2 separate regions of the Homo sapiens genome follow, and region 1 is linked to region 2. Evidence: read pairs that join two places in POLR2A ChIA-PET (ENCODE). Cell type or tissue: PC-9. All regions are shown on one strand. Links, peaks and the distances in the headings refer to the core of each region. The heading gives the core; the rest is flanking DNA.

Region 1 (8,354 bases), core at 1,954-6,953, 80 kb before region 2:
AAGCAATGGATAGACTGGGAATTTTATTTCTGATAACATACTGGCACTTCACTAGGTTCCTTCCTAGTGAAGAATCACTAATGAAAGCATAGAAATGACCTAAACTTTTTTAGATGTTAAAAAATGTTAATGATACAAACTATATTGAAATGGACTACTCTGTGGTCATGATGATGTACCTGGTTCAGCTGGGCTTGCCACTGGCAATAGCTAACATCACACTTTCTAAAAACATTTTTTAAAGTCCAAAAAGCTCTTCTAACATGTAGATCAACTGTGAAATGCTCTAGATCATACAGATGATTGCTTGTAGATCACAAAAATATACTGGTTCACTCCTTGAAATCATAATAATTATGACAGGAGACCTTAGAATTGATTTCACAATGAAAAGAGAAAAAATGGAGTCAAGGGAAAGAAAATGATAAAATAATCTTAAAAAACAAATCTTGGCAATAAAAAGTACTGAAGTATTGATATATGCTACAAACTTCACAGCATTATCCTAAGTGAAAGAAAGCAGACACAAAAGACTACATATTATATAAATCTGTTTACATAAAATGTTCACAACAGGACAATCAATAGAGTTAGAAGTAGATTAGTAGTGGTTGCCTAGGGCTGGTGTGAGGAGGACGAGTTGTGGGGAAATGGAAAACGACTGCTAATGAATATGGGGTTTCTTCTTGGAGTGAGGAAATTGTTCTAAAATAGACTGCACAGTTCTGTAAATACACTAAAAACCATTGATTTGTACATTTTAAATAGGTAAACTGTATGGTATGTGAATTGTATCACGATAAAGCTGTTATTACAATTTTTTTACTCAATTCAAGTATCAAACGAGTTATTGATTCCATTAACCAGCTGTATAGTACAAAAGGCCTGCTAACTTACTGCCAGAGGACAATAACCCTTTAGCATAGGTTGCTGCTGCCCAAAATACCATCTTTGCAAAATGTAGAAGTATATCAGGGTATGAACATGGAATATTAGCTCTGCTTAACCACCGTTTTCAATAATCTCCAAGAATTTCCAGAAACCAATCACATTGGCCCCAATATACTTTAGAGCAGTCCATGAAATGAGTTTTAATTTCATATATCCAAAACACTGTCATGCAAATGAATACATGCCCCAAACCTGAAAGAAATTAGTCTGTAGGCAAGAAAAATGGCAAACGAAAGGTTTTAAAGAAACCATATTAACATACTTCTATACTTCTTTAAGACTTTAATGATTATCATTATCTGGGACATTTCAACTAGTCTAGTAAGGATCCGATTAATTAAAATGAGTTACAAGTCAATCTTTGAAAAATACAACAAATGTTACTATCTACAGATTCGGAAGGTAGGAGTGGTAGCGATGGTAGTATGTGCATCAAGTTAATTTATAATGCTGCCTTTTAAAATAAATATTCCACTACAGTAACCGAGAAATAATTGAATTCCATCAAGAAAATGTTCATGGTCTTTTATGCTTTAGCTACATAAATACCAATGATTTATAGACAAAAAATGTAGTTACTATTTTTAAAAGGGATAATTTGAAAGGCTTATATGAGAGCATCACAGCATAATATATGTATTATGATGTTTAATCTATAATTAGAGTAAAAATCATATACTTCATATAAATGGATTCTCTAAATTTCAAAGCTTTTAGCCTCTTTTACAATCAAAAGCCCTGGATCTCTGCTAAGTAGGGTGAGCCTTAGAAAAAGGTAATAAGCAACTGAAGAAGAAAGAGAACAAAGACAGCCAAAACCGTACTATGCTGAAATGTAAAAATTTCTAAACAATAAATAACTTAAAACATATGGTGTTCTTTGAACTAAGTACTGCAAAATGTGCCTGTTTTAAGATCAATCCATCCCTGGGGACGCAAAAAAAAGACCAACCTGTCTAACCCATTAAAGGAAAGAGAAGAGAAAGAGGCATACACTCCCTTTAGGATACTGATAGCCAAGTAGATGCAAACCATAGTGACCCCACTTTTAATCAAATACATAATAATCAAAGAGATGTTGAAGGCACAGCTCTTAGCAGCCAGGACTCTCAGCCAAATTTGGAAATAAACCAAATCGCTTGTTTTTAAACTGAAATGAAAAAAGTTCTATTAACACATAACCTCCCTTCACCTCCACCCTTCCCCTAGGCACAGTTCCCCCCAGTCTTCATTTCCACAGCTAAGCACTAGACTAAAGCTAATGGATGCTTAAGTGAAAAGCTTACAGTTTATAGTTGACTTTAATTTATCCCTTCAGGTATTGAGGCATATCTAGCTGGTTATGTCCATGCCCAGATTTTAATGCTCTCAATCTTTGGCCTGGAAAGTAATAATTGCAATACTATGATTTTAGTTACAAGTGGTGAATCAAATCCAAAGTTCTTCCAGCATAACCCCTACCAAGCAATTAATATGCATGCTTCTTTTTCTTCGAAAAGCTTAGAATACACTGGCAAACAACAAAATTGCTGTGAGTTTTGGTATTATAGGTTCTAAAACAAATTGCTGTTAAGTCTACTCTGACTTTAGCTCAAAACTCATGGAAATTAACTGTTTAAATAAAACTGGTTCCTCAAGTTCAAGGTTCATTAAGGCTTTAATTCCCCACTAAAATAAATAAGTAGGGCTGGGCACCTTGGTTCACATCTGGTGAATCCCAACACTGGGAAGGCTGAGGCAGGAGGATCACCTGAGCCCAGGAGTTCAAGGCTATAGTGAGCTAGGATTGTGCCACTGTACTCCAGCCTGGAGGACAGATCAAGACCCTGTCTCAAAAATAAATAAATATATTTATATACATATAAACACAAAAGACGGACTTTTTAGGGAAAAAGGAAATATTTTGTAATACCTGAATAGAATATTTATAAAGCTGCTCAAAATTAAAATTATATCTAATATCTTCAAGCCCAATGTTATAAATCAGTTTCCTCGTTTGTAAAACGAAAAGCTCAGATCAATGTGAATTCTAAAGTCATATTCAATTATCTCAACACAATTTTCTGAGCCAAGGACATTGTGGTGAAACCTAGAGCAGCAGGCTTCTAAAGGGTAGAGAGAAGAAAACACCATTCTCTTATGTCTAGGAAGACTGAAGAAGCACTACCGTAAGTAGATTTTTCTCTCTTCCACCAGCTACATAGAGGAGTAATTTCCCAGATCCTTGTCGCACCATAAGCACTGACCCAATTTGATAAGATTAAGAGAATGACAAAAAGGCCAGTCGCGGTGGCTCATGCCTGTAATCCCAGGCATGAATTACATGAGAGGCCAAGGTGGGCGGATCACGAGGTCAGGAGATCAAGATCATCCTGGCCAACATGGTGAAACCCCATCTCTACTAAAAATACAAAAATTAGCTGGGCATGGCAGTGTGTGCCTGTAATCCCAGCTACTCAGGAGGCTGAGGCAGAAGAATCGCTTGAACCCGGGAGGCAGAGGTTGCAGTGAGCCGAGATCACACCGTTGCACTCCAGCCTGGTGACAAGAGTGAGATTTCGTCCCCCCACCAAAAAAAAAAAAAAAAAAAGAGAACAACAAAGAAATGTCTCAACTGGCAACCACATAGAAAGGATGTGGGGGTCAATGGGTGTGGATTTCACGATGAACTTTGTTTATGAGAAAACATGAGAGAAGAGCACACACTTAAGGAATGGAGTGTACTTTGTCATCAGGACATAAATGTAGGAAAGAATGAACCAGAATCATGATTATGACGCATTACGACAGACAGGGAAGCCGGGTGCAGTGGCTCATGCCTATAATCCCAGCACTTGGGGAGGCCGAGACAGGCGGATCATGAGGTCAGGAGCTCGAGACCATCCTGGCTAACAGGGTGAAACCCCATCTCTACTAAAACTACAAAAAAATTAGCTGGGTGTGGTGGCACACACCTGTAGTCCCAGCTACTTGAGAGGCTGAGGCAGGAGAATCACTTGAACCCAAGAGGCGGAGGTTGCAGTGAACCAAGATCGTGCCACTGCACTCCAGCCTGGGCAACAGAGTGACACTCTGTCTCAAAAACAAAACAAAACAAAACAAAAACCCCAAAAAACAGGGCATTATACCTTCAGCCTATACAGCTTACATTTAGGCTTTCAAAAGCTTAAAAGGCAAATATAAGGTATATAAAGACTTTATGTTTTAATTCCTACATTGCTATTCCAAGAGGATTCTAAGTATTTAAAATTGGAAAAAGTAGATTTTAAGCCACAGGACACCTTTGGCAAATGTAATGGGTATTTAGGTGGTCTGGTAGAGACTGTGTAGCTTTGAATTTGGAACACTTTGGTATCCCTGTGGCCAGTAACTTATGAAAAACAAGTTGGGAACTTCTGGCTTCAAATTCTAAACTGGAAAAGATTTCTCCCCCTTAATACCATGGACCTTATAGCATGAGCTAACACTATATGAATTTTAATATTAGGTTCATTTTACCACCTAAAATGTTTTGAGTATTGAAGGTATATGATTTCAGCATTTTACAGTCCCAACTATGACACAGTCATGTGGTATGGATCTTGAGGACAGCCTTCTCATGAAGCTCCAATGTACTAAAATATTCAAGTCAGTAAGAACCATTTCTTTCTGGATGTGAATATAATTTAACAATTACTGCCTTGCAAAGTATATAATCCTAGAGTCAAACCGTTATATAAAAAAATTTCCCTGTAGATATGGCAAAATTCAAAGATGAAAAACAGCCCCTAAAACAAATTGCTATAAACTCTCTTAAGAACTCATTGTGATAAAATATATAACACCTCACTCAAGAAAAAAAATTAACACATTCACAGGATGATCTCTATCAGGACTTAAGAAGTGAAAAATTTGTTATAACATTGGAGGGCTGATTTGAAAAGAATGTTTCCTTACCCTTCTGAACCCTGTTTTGCAAAACTATACATCATTTCTAAGTAGAGCTTTACCAATAGAAGACATTAGTCCTTGAGAACCCTCAGCAAAGGGTATTTTGTCTTTCAGGAGTAATTTTGTCATCACATTCTATGCTTTCTTTCAAAAGATTATGTTACAAAATATAAGTGTATATGAAAATGGGAAATAAGCCAGGTGCAGTAGCTGGTGGCTCATGCCTGTAATCCCAGCACTTTGAGAGGCCAAGGCAGGTGGATCACCTGAGGTCAGGAGTTCGAGACCAGCCTGGCCAACATGGTGAAACCCCATCTCTACTAAAAATACAAAAATTAGCCAGGCGTGGTGGTAGGCGCCTGTAATCCCAGCTACTCAGAAGGCTGAGGCAGGAGGAGAATGGCTTGAACCCAGGAGGCGGAGGTTGCAGAGCCGAGATCGCGCCACTGCACTCCAACCTGGGTGACAGAGCAACACTCCGTTCCCCCGCCCAAAAACAAAACAAAACAAAAAAACACACAAGAAATCAGGAAATAACCAGACAAAATTCTCTGGTAAATAGCAATCACTGCTTGTCTAAAGGGCATCAGCATCCCATTCCAAACTTTAATAAATTAGGTAGTAGGTATGGTAGGGATATTAAATAATTCTTAAAAATAAAATTTTTAATTTGATGTAATCAACTAACTATATTTCATAATTATAAACAATATATTCCTTTTAGTTTCTCTCATAAAAGAAGTAAACTGTATGTTACATAATACATTATATAACAGAAAACTGTATGTATAATAAAAGTCAGTAGCATCTGGGAGAAAAAATGTAACTTTAAATGCAATTAATAGACTGCTTCTAACATGTAAAATTTACTAGATTTCATAAGTCAAGCTTCTTAAGTTAAAAATGAAGTTAAAAAAACACGTTAAGCCTCTATGGAGACAATTTTATTTGTTTTAAAAAACAGATCAAATCCTTCGAAAGCAAATGTCATCACATCAACACTTTCATCTATGGAATACTAAATATCTACTTAAAAAATGAGAAAGATCTTTTTTTTTTTTTTGAGACAGAGTCTCGCTCTCTCACCAGGCTGGAGTGCATTGGCACAATCTCGGCTCATTGCAACCTCCGCCTCCCGGGTTCAAGCGATTCTCCTGCCTCAGCCTCCCGAGTAGCTGCGACGACAGGTGTGCACCACCACGCCCAGCTAATTTTTGTATTTTTAGCAGAGACAGGGTTTTACCATGTTGGCCAAGATGGTCTTGACCTCGTGATCCACCCAGCTGGGCCTCCCAAAGTGCTCGGATTACAAGCGTGAGCCACCGCCCCCAGCCCAAAAGATGTTAATAAACTGACAAGAAATAATGATGAATAAAAAAAAAATTTTTTTTGAGACAGGGTCTCGTTCTGTCACCCAGACTAGAGTGCACTGGCACAATCTTGGCTCACTGCAACCTGTGCCTCCCAGGTTCAAGCCATTCTACCGCCTCATCCTCCCATGTAGCTGGGACACCACCATTCCCAGCTAATTTTTGTATTTTTAGTAGAAACGGGGTTTCGCCATGTTGGCCGGGCTGGTCTCGAACTCCTGGCCTCGTGTGATCCGTCCACCTCAGCCTCCCAAAGTGCTGGGACTACAGTCGTGAGCCACAGTGTGCAGCCAACAAATAAAATTTTTAAGTAAAGAGAAGCAAGGTGAAGAATAGTATGTATGAGGCTTTTTACCTTTTTTTTTTTTTTTTTTTTTGAGGCGGAGTCTCGCTCTGTCGCCCAGGCTGGAGTGCAGTGGCGCGATCTCAGCTCACTGCAAGCTCCACCTCCCGGGTTCACGCCATTCTCCTGCCTCAGCCTCCCGAGTACCTGGGACTACTCAAATTTTGGGCCTCCCCAAATGCTGGGATTACAGGCTTGAGCCACCGCGCCCGGCCAGCTTTTTACTTTTTTAAAGGAAATGATGGTTGGTTTGTCTGTCTATCCATCCATCCATCCTTATGAATGCATGGAATCTTTGGAAGAGTAAACAACAACAAAAAAATGATGGCTGGTTACCTCCAGGGAAGGGGAACTAAAAGTCTCAGAGCTGGATATACGAGGGAATTTTTTTTTTTTTTTTTTTTTGAGACGGCGTCTCGCTTTGTCGCCCAGGCTGGAGTGCAGTGGCGCGATCTCTGCTCACTGCAAGCTCCACCTCCTAGGTTCACGCCATTCTCCTGCCCCGAGTAGCTGGGACTACAGTTGCCCGCCGCCACGGCCGGCTAATTTTTTGTATTTTTAGTAGAGACGGGGTTTCACCATGTTAGCCAGGATGGGCTCTATCTCCTGACCTCGTGATCCGCCCGCCTCAGCCTCCCAAAATGCTGGGATTACAGGCGTGAGTCACCGCCCCCGGCCAACTTTTTTTATAGTATACTGTTTTGAACTATTTAAATTTTTTTTTTACCATGTACATTTTATAATACTCACTCAAAAAAAATGTAATGGGGAACAGGTCAAATTACTAGACCTATTTGACTACAAGATTTAACTAGTAAAGCAGTTGAACTATTATCTAGATAATATCTGTTGAAGAAATGAATGAAATGGTGCCCACTTTTTTAGTCAGGTTACGATTTGTATGCACTTTATCTCTTGAACTGATGGCAGATTAAGTGATAAAACAGCTAACCAAGAAGTAAATACATCATCAAAGAGAGAATTCATAGACCACGAATATTTATAGGTTACTTGCTAAAGAGCAGGCAAGCAGGCAGGCAAACTGGCACAGAGAGCACTGAGTCTGTTTCTAAGGTGAGTTTCCGTAACCAAAAACAAACCAGAAAAATGTTAAGTCAAATATAAGTAGGAGATTGACGGCTCTCAGCATGAGGGTTAATCCAGCAAGGAAGAGATTCACAAAGACAAATGGTTTTTAATTCTAGTTAGTTATTTTTGATTGAAGCGGGTTAAAAAAAAATCTGTTGCTACATCTTTAAGTTTTTAAGTCTTTACGTTTTTAGTATATTAATTCTGGGCCTTCAACTCAGGTACTATCCATCTAACAATAAAACAATGGTGACCATTAATTATTTACCTGTGTTATAAAAGTAATATGAAAGGTGTTTTCTAAAAGAATTAGGGAATGGTTACTGACTTACACTTTGGAATAGCAACATTTTGAGTGTTTCTTTCTTGGCGGGCAGTAGGGATGGTGCAGTTCAGACAGGGAGTAGAAGAAGGAGAAGAAGGAAAATGGAAATGAAAACTCTCTCCCATAGGCTGAAGATACTTTTTAATTTGACTTTTAAAAATCACTTCTTCATAAAGATTCAGAAACCATGAACCAAGAGAAAGGAAGGTAACCAATGAAATGAACTCCATTTCCATTTCTTAATGGTGAATGTTTAAACCAGATAAAGTATGGAGAAGAGAGATACCTACATCCTAGACACCAAGTCCCTATTTAAACCTCTGTAAGAAATAAATCTGAGAGATCA
Region 2 (5,000 bases), core at 1-5,000:
TCCGCCTGCGTCGGCCTCCCAGAGTGCTGGGATTACAGACGTGAGCCATCGCACCCAGCCTAGCGGGATTTTCTTTCTTTTCTTTGTCTTTTTCTCAGTTTTTTTTTTTTTTTTTCAATGTGACAAGGTCTCGCTCTGTCACCCGGGCTGGAATGCAGTGGCATAATCATGGCTCACTGCAGCCTTGACCTCCTGGGCTCAGGTGCTCTTCCCACTTTACCCTCTTGAATAGCTGGAACCACAAGCATGTGCCACCTTGCCTGGCTAATTTTTTTTTTTTTTTTTTTGGTAAAGATGGGGTCTCCCTGTGTTCCCATATTGCACAGTCTGGTCTTGAACTCCTGGGCTCAAGTGACGCTCCCACCTCAACCTTCCAAAGTGCTGAGATTGCAGATTTGAGCCACCCTATCTGGCCTCAGCAGGATTTTCTATAGATACAGACTGGCTAATTCTAAAACATATGGAAAAGCAAAGGAATTTAAATAACCAAAAAGTGTTATATTGAAAGAAAAATTTGGATTCATACTACCCAATTTTAAGAATTATGAGAAAGTTACAGTAATTACGACTATAGAGATTAGTAGAACAGAAGAGAGCATCTAAAAACAGACCCACACAAATATGACTGATTGATTTTTGACAAAGATGTGAAGGCTATTCAATGGGAAAAGGATGGTCTTTTCAACAAATGGTATTGAAACAATTGAATGTCCATATGCAGAAATGAACTTTGACCATAAGCTCACATCTTGTACAAAAATTAACTCAAAATTATAATCTAAATGTAAAATGTGAAACCATAAAACTTAGAGGAAACATGAAGGAATCTTTATGTCCTGGAGTTAGGCAAAAAAATCTTAGATAATAATTTAAAAACATCCATAAGAAGAAAAATTGATGAATAGGACTTAATCAAAATTTTAAACTTTTGCTCTGAGAAAAACACTGTTAAGAGAATGGAAAAGCAATCGACAGGTTGGGAGAAAATATTTACAAATCACACCTGACAAAGAACTGGTATCTAGAGTATATGAAGAGCTCTCAAAAGAAACAAGTCTATACAACCCTAGTTTTAAATGGGCAAAAAGCTCACCCAAAATAATGTAGATGGTAAAAAAAAATTACATGAAAAGATGTTCAACATCATTTACTCATTAAGGAAATACAAATTAAAACCACAGTAGATTCAAATACCAATTAGAATGGACCAAACTTTAAAAAATACTGATAGTGGGGCATGGTGTCACATGCCTATAATCCTGCTACTTGGGCACCTGAAGTAGGAGGATTGCTTGAGGCCAAGAGTTTGAGTTCAGCCTGGGTGATATAGACCCTATCTCAAGAAAAATTAATTAAAAAAAAACCCTAACTATAAAAAGTGTTAGTTACATATTTCAAAACATCATGTTGTACATAAGTATGTGCAATTTTCATCTGTTTTTTAAATAGAGATGGGATCTCACTGTTGCCCATGCTGGACTTGAACTCCTGGGATCAAGTGATCCTCCTACCTTGGCCTTCTGAAGTGCTGAGATTACAGGCGTGAGCCACCACACCTAGCCTATTTTTTAAAAAGCACTAGTGAGGATGTGGAGCAACTGGAACTCTCATATATTGCTGATGGGAATGCGGGATGATACAGCTACTCCAGAAAGTAGTTTGGCCATTTCTTATAAACACATTTTCCATGAGACCATGCAATCCTATTCTTGGGTATTTACCTTAGAGAAATGAGAAGTTTTACCTTAGAGTAAATGAGACTGTTTTAGCATCTCTATTTATAATAACCATAAATTGCAGACATCTCAAATGTCCTTCAGTGGATGAATGTATAAACTATAGTACATGCATGGAATGGAATACTGCCCAACAACAAGAAAAAGTGAACTATTGATAGTGTACCAACATGGATGGACCTTAAAGGCCTTATACAGAGTGAAAGGAGCCAAGCTCAAGGCTACATCCTTTAAAAAAAAAGTCCTACACACTTACGGCTTTTTTGTTCTTGTTTTTTGAGACGGAGTCTCACTCTGTTGCCCAGGCTGGAGTGCAGTGGCGCAATCTCGGCTCACTGCAACCTCTGCCTGTCAGGTTCAAGCAATTCTCCTGCCTTAGCCTCCCAAGCACCTGAGACTACAGGTGCGCACTACCATGCCCGTCTAATTTTTGTATTTTAAGTAGAGACAGGGTTTCACATGCTGACCAGGCTGGTCTTGAACTCCTGACCTCATGATCTGCCCACCTCAGCCTCCCAAAGTGCTGGGATTACAGGCGCGAGCCACTGCGCCTGGCCCTTTTTTTTTTTTTTTTTTTTTTTTTTTTTTTTTTTTTTTTTTTTTTTTTTTTTTTTTAAAGAGAGAGAGGGTCTCGCTTTACTGCCCAGGCTGGAGTGCAGTGGCATGATCATAGCTCACTGCTGCCCTCAAATTCCTGGGCTCGGGTGATCCTCCTACCTCTGCCTCCCGAGTAGCTAGGACCACAGGCACACGCCACCATGCCTGGCTACTTTTTTGTAGAGATGGGTTTTCACTGTGTTGCCCAGGCTGGTTTCAAATTCCTGGCCTCAAGTGATCCTCCTGTCTCAGTTTCCCAAAGCACTGGGATTACAGTTATGAGCCACCGGGATCAGTGGTTGCCAGGGTTAGGTGTGACTACACAGGACAGCCAAGGCAGGGTTTTGGATCCTCATTGTAGTGGATGATACAGGAGTCTACGTGTGTTAAAATTCCAAACCAGATGTCCTAAACAAGTTAATTTTGTTGTATGCAAGTTAAATAGAATTTTAAAACAGTAAGACCTGTATGATTAAAAAAGTAAAAACTTTGTATTCAAGAAAGTAAGTATAGTTTGAGCATATGTTTTTCTGCTGAAAGTGATGTATAAATGGATATGGTCATCTGAGTAAAATGAAGACTTACTTTGTACCTTCCCTGTGCAGCAAGAACTGTGCCTGCATATTCAAGGGCGTTTGACATCAGTTGCCTTCCGCCCTGTATGGCTGTGCTTAACACGTTGAGGATAGAAGCAACAGATTAGTACTTAATGAATTTCCTTGCTATTCTTCCCCTTAGTCTGTGTCTCTGTACATTCTTCCCTGTGAAGATCAAAAATATCTGTGAACCAATTTTCCTTTTATTGTTTGTTTTGAGACGGGGTATCGCTCTTTCGCCCAAGCTGGAGTGCAGTGGTACAGTCACTGCTCACTGCAGCCCCGATCTCCCAGACCCAAGTGATCCTCCTACCTCAACCTCCCGAGTAGCTGGGACCACAGGCACACACCAACATGCCTGGGTAGGTGGGTTTTTTTGGGGGAGAGACAGGGTCTCCCTATGTTCCCCAGGCTGGTCTCAAACTCCTGAGCTCAAGCGATCCTCCCACCTTGGCCTCTCAAAGTGTGGGAATACAGTTGTACAGTTGTAAGCTGCCACACCCAGTCGGCTTGCCTTTTTTTGTATGGTGGTCTTTTTAAAGAATCTGTGTCTCTCAGACAGGATTTGAGATAGCTACTTTATTCTATCATATAACTTCAAATACTCCCAATTTTTTGTTGGCTTTTCTAATTTTTAAAAATGTTCATATATATTATAACTTCCTTGTAAATGTTCAGTCACTGTTATTTTTCCTCAAGAGAACCTCATTCTCTTGAGGTTTCTTTATGGAAGGACTCTACTTTCTCTCTGTGGCTGGTGAGACCTTATCTTACCTGGAACTTTGCCCTTTTTATTTGCTGCTTGTGAATGACCTGGGTTTGTTGGCTTCAGTAGTTCCCTAGGTGCTTTAATTGAAGTTGCCAGCTGGGGTTTATGGTAGTAAGGGGTTGTCCCTTCATTCTCCTACAGAACTGGCCTTAGGCCTTTCCAGAATGGAACTAGCAGAACTCTGTGGTCAGCACATCTCTTTCTTTCCGCCTACAGTATATCCTCCCTCCCTCATCCCCCTCTTGCTTTAAAGCTTTTGCATCCAAAAAGAACAGAATCAATTGTTCTGGGGACCTGAAATTACAGGACGTAGAATGACTCCTGTCCATTCTGTCTTTCCTCAGGAGGCCCTATTGAAATTGGTTAAATGGTCTGTAATCCAGGTGATCAGATTTTGCTCTATCAGCCATGTAACAAAAGCCATTGTATTGTTGAAAAGTGACTACCTTACAAGCAGAAAGAGACAGCTTCCAGTGGTTCATAACACTTGAACAATAATTGTTTGTTTGTTTTTTTTGAGATGGAGTTTTGGCTCTTGTTGCCCAGGCTGGAGTGCAGTGGCGCGATCTCGGCTTACTGCAACCTCTGCGTCCCAGGTTCAAGCAATTCTCCTGCCTCAGCCTCCCGAGTAGCTGGGATTACAGGCATGCACCACCATGCCTGGCTAATTTTGTATTTTTAGTAGAGATGGGGTTTCTCCATGTTGGTCAGGCTGGTCTCGAACTCCCGACGTCAGGTGATCCACCCGCCTTGGCCTCCCAAAGTGCTGGGATTACAGGCGTGAGCCACCGCGCCTGGCTTTATAATTGTTAGTTTTTAAGTACAGAAATTTGATATGATGTGAGAGAGAGTTATTTTGATGTTTGATATTCTGATTACACCTGTCATTACAAAAGTAAAAAAAGATTTTTCCCCTCCTTTTTAGGCTGTCATTATTTGTATCAAAAACAAAGAATTTGAAAAGGCTTCAAAAATTTTGAAAAAACATATGTCCAAGGACCCCACAACTCAGGTAAATTTGATACATTTTTGCTCCTGTGACTTAAATTCATCTCATTGCTTTTTGTGGGGAAATAGGGAAAGGGTTCTTGGTCAGGAATATTACTTAAATATTCTCCTTTCAACATGTAACACCTGCAGCAAGTTATCTTTTATATCCAAGATAACTCACTGTAAGATTGGCTTTTCAAAATTTAGTTTTTATTAGAGAAATTGACATAAATTATTCACTTGCCTTATTTCTGTCTAGTTTATAACAGAACATTGATTTAAATGATCAGCACCAGGTATGGAGCTGACAAA

What was found. ChIA-PET counts read pairs that join two places held together with the same protein. Peaks named below come from ENCODE experiments on the same cell type or tissue, not always from the same donor. Only the 100,000 strongest peaks of a DNase experiment are listed, where the experiment ranks them.
Region 1: POLR2A ChIA-PET joins it to region 2 with 8 read pairs; 7 of 35 experiments call an interaction of 5 or more read pairs at or near these places.

The regions. Positions count from the first base shown.
Region 1 is chr16:69,450,588-69,458,941 of GRCh38, reverse strand. All of the region lies in intron 3 of CYB5B (cytochrome b5 type B), which reads right to left. Among named protein-coding and RNA genes, the nearest start is that of CYB5B, 30 kb to the right of the region's middle. RefSeq lists a silencer at 3,749-3,966. In PC-9, for the core only: no CTCF peak of the experiment used is centred there; no DNase peak of the experiment used is centred there; H3K27ac peaks cover 2,227 bases.
Region 2 is chr16:69,371,979-69,376,978 of GRCh38, reverse strand. It overlaps TERF2 (telomeric repeat binding factor 2), which reads left to right. Exons shown (of 10, transcript NM_005652.5): 4 at 4,624-4,710. Among named protein-coding and RNA genes, the nearest start is that of TERF2, 12 kb to the left of the region's middle. RefSeq lists an enhancer at 4,954-5,000. In PC-9, for the core only: no CTCF peak of the experiment used is centred there; no DNase peak of the experiment used is centred there.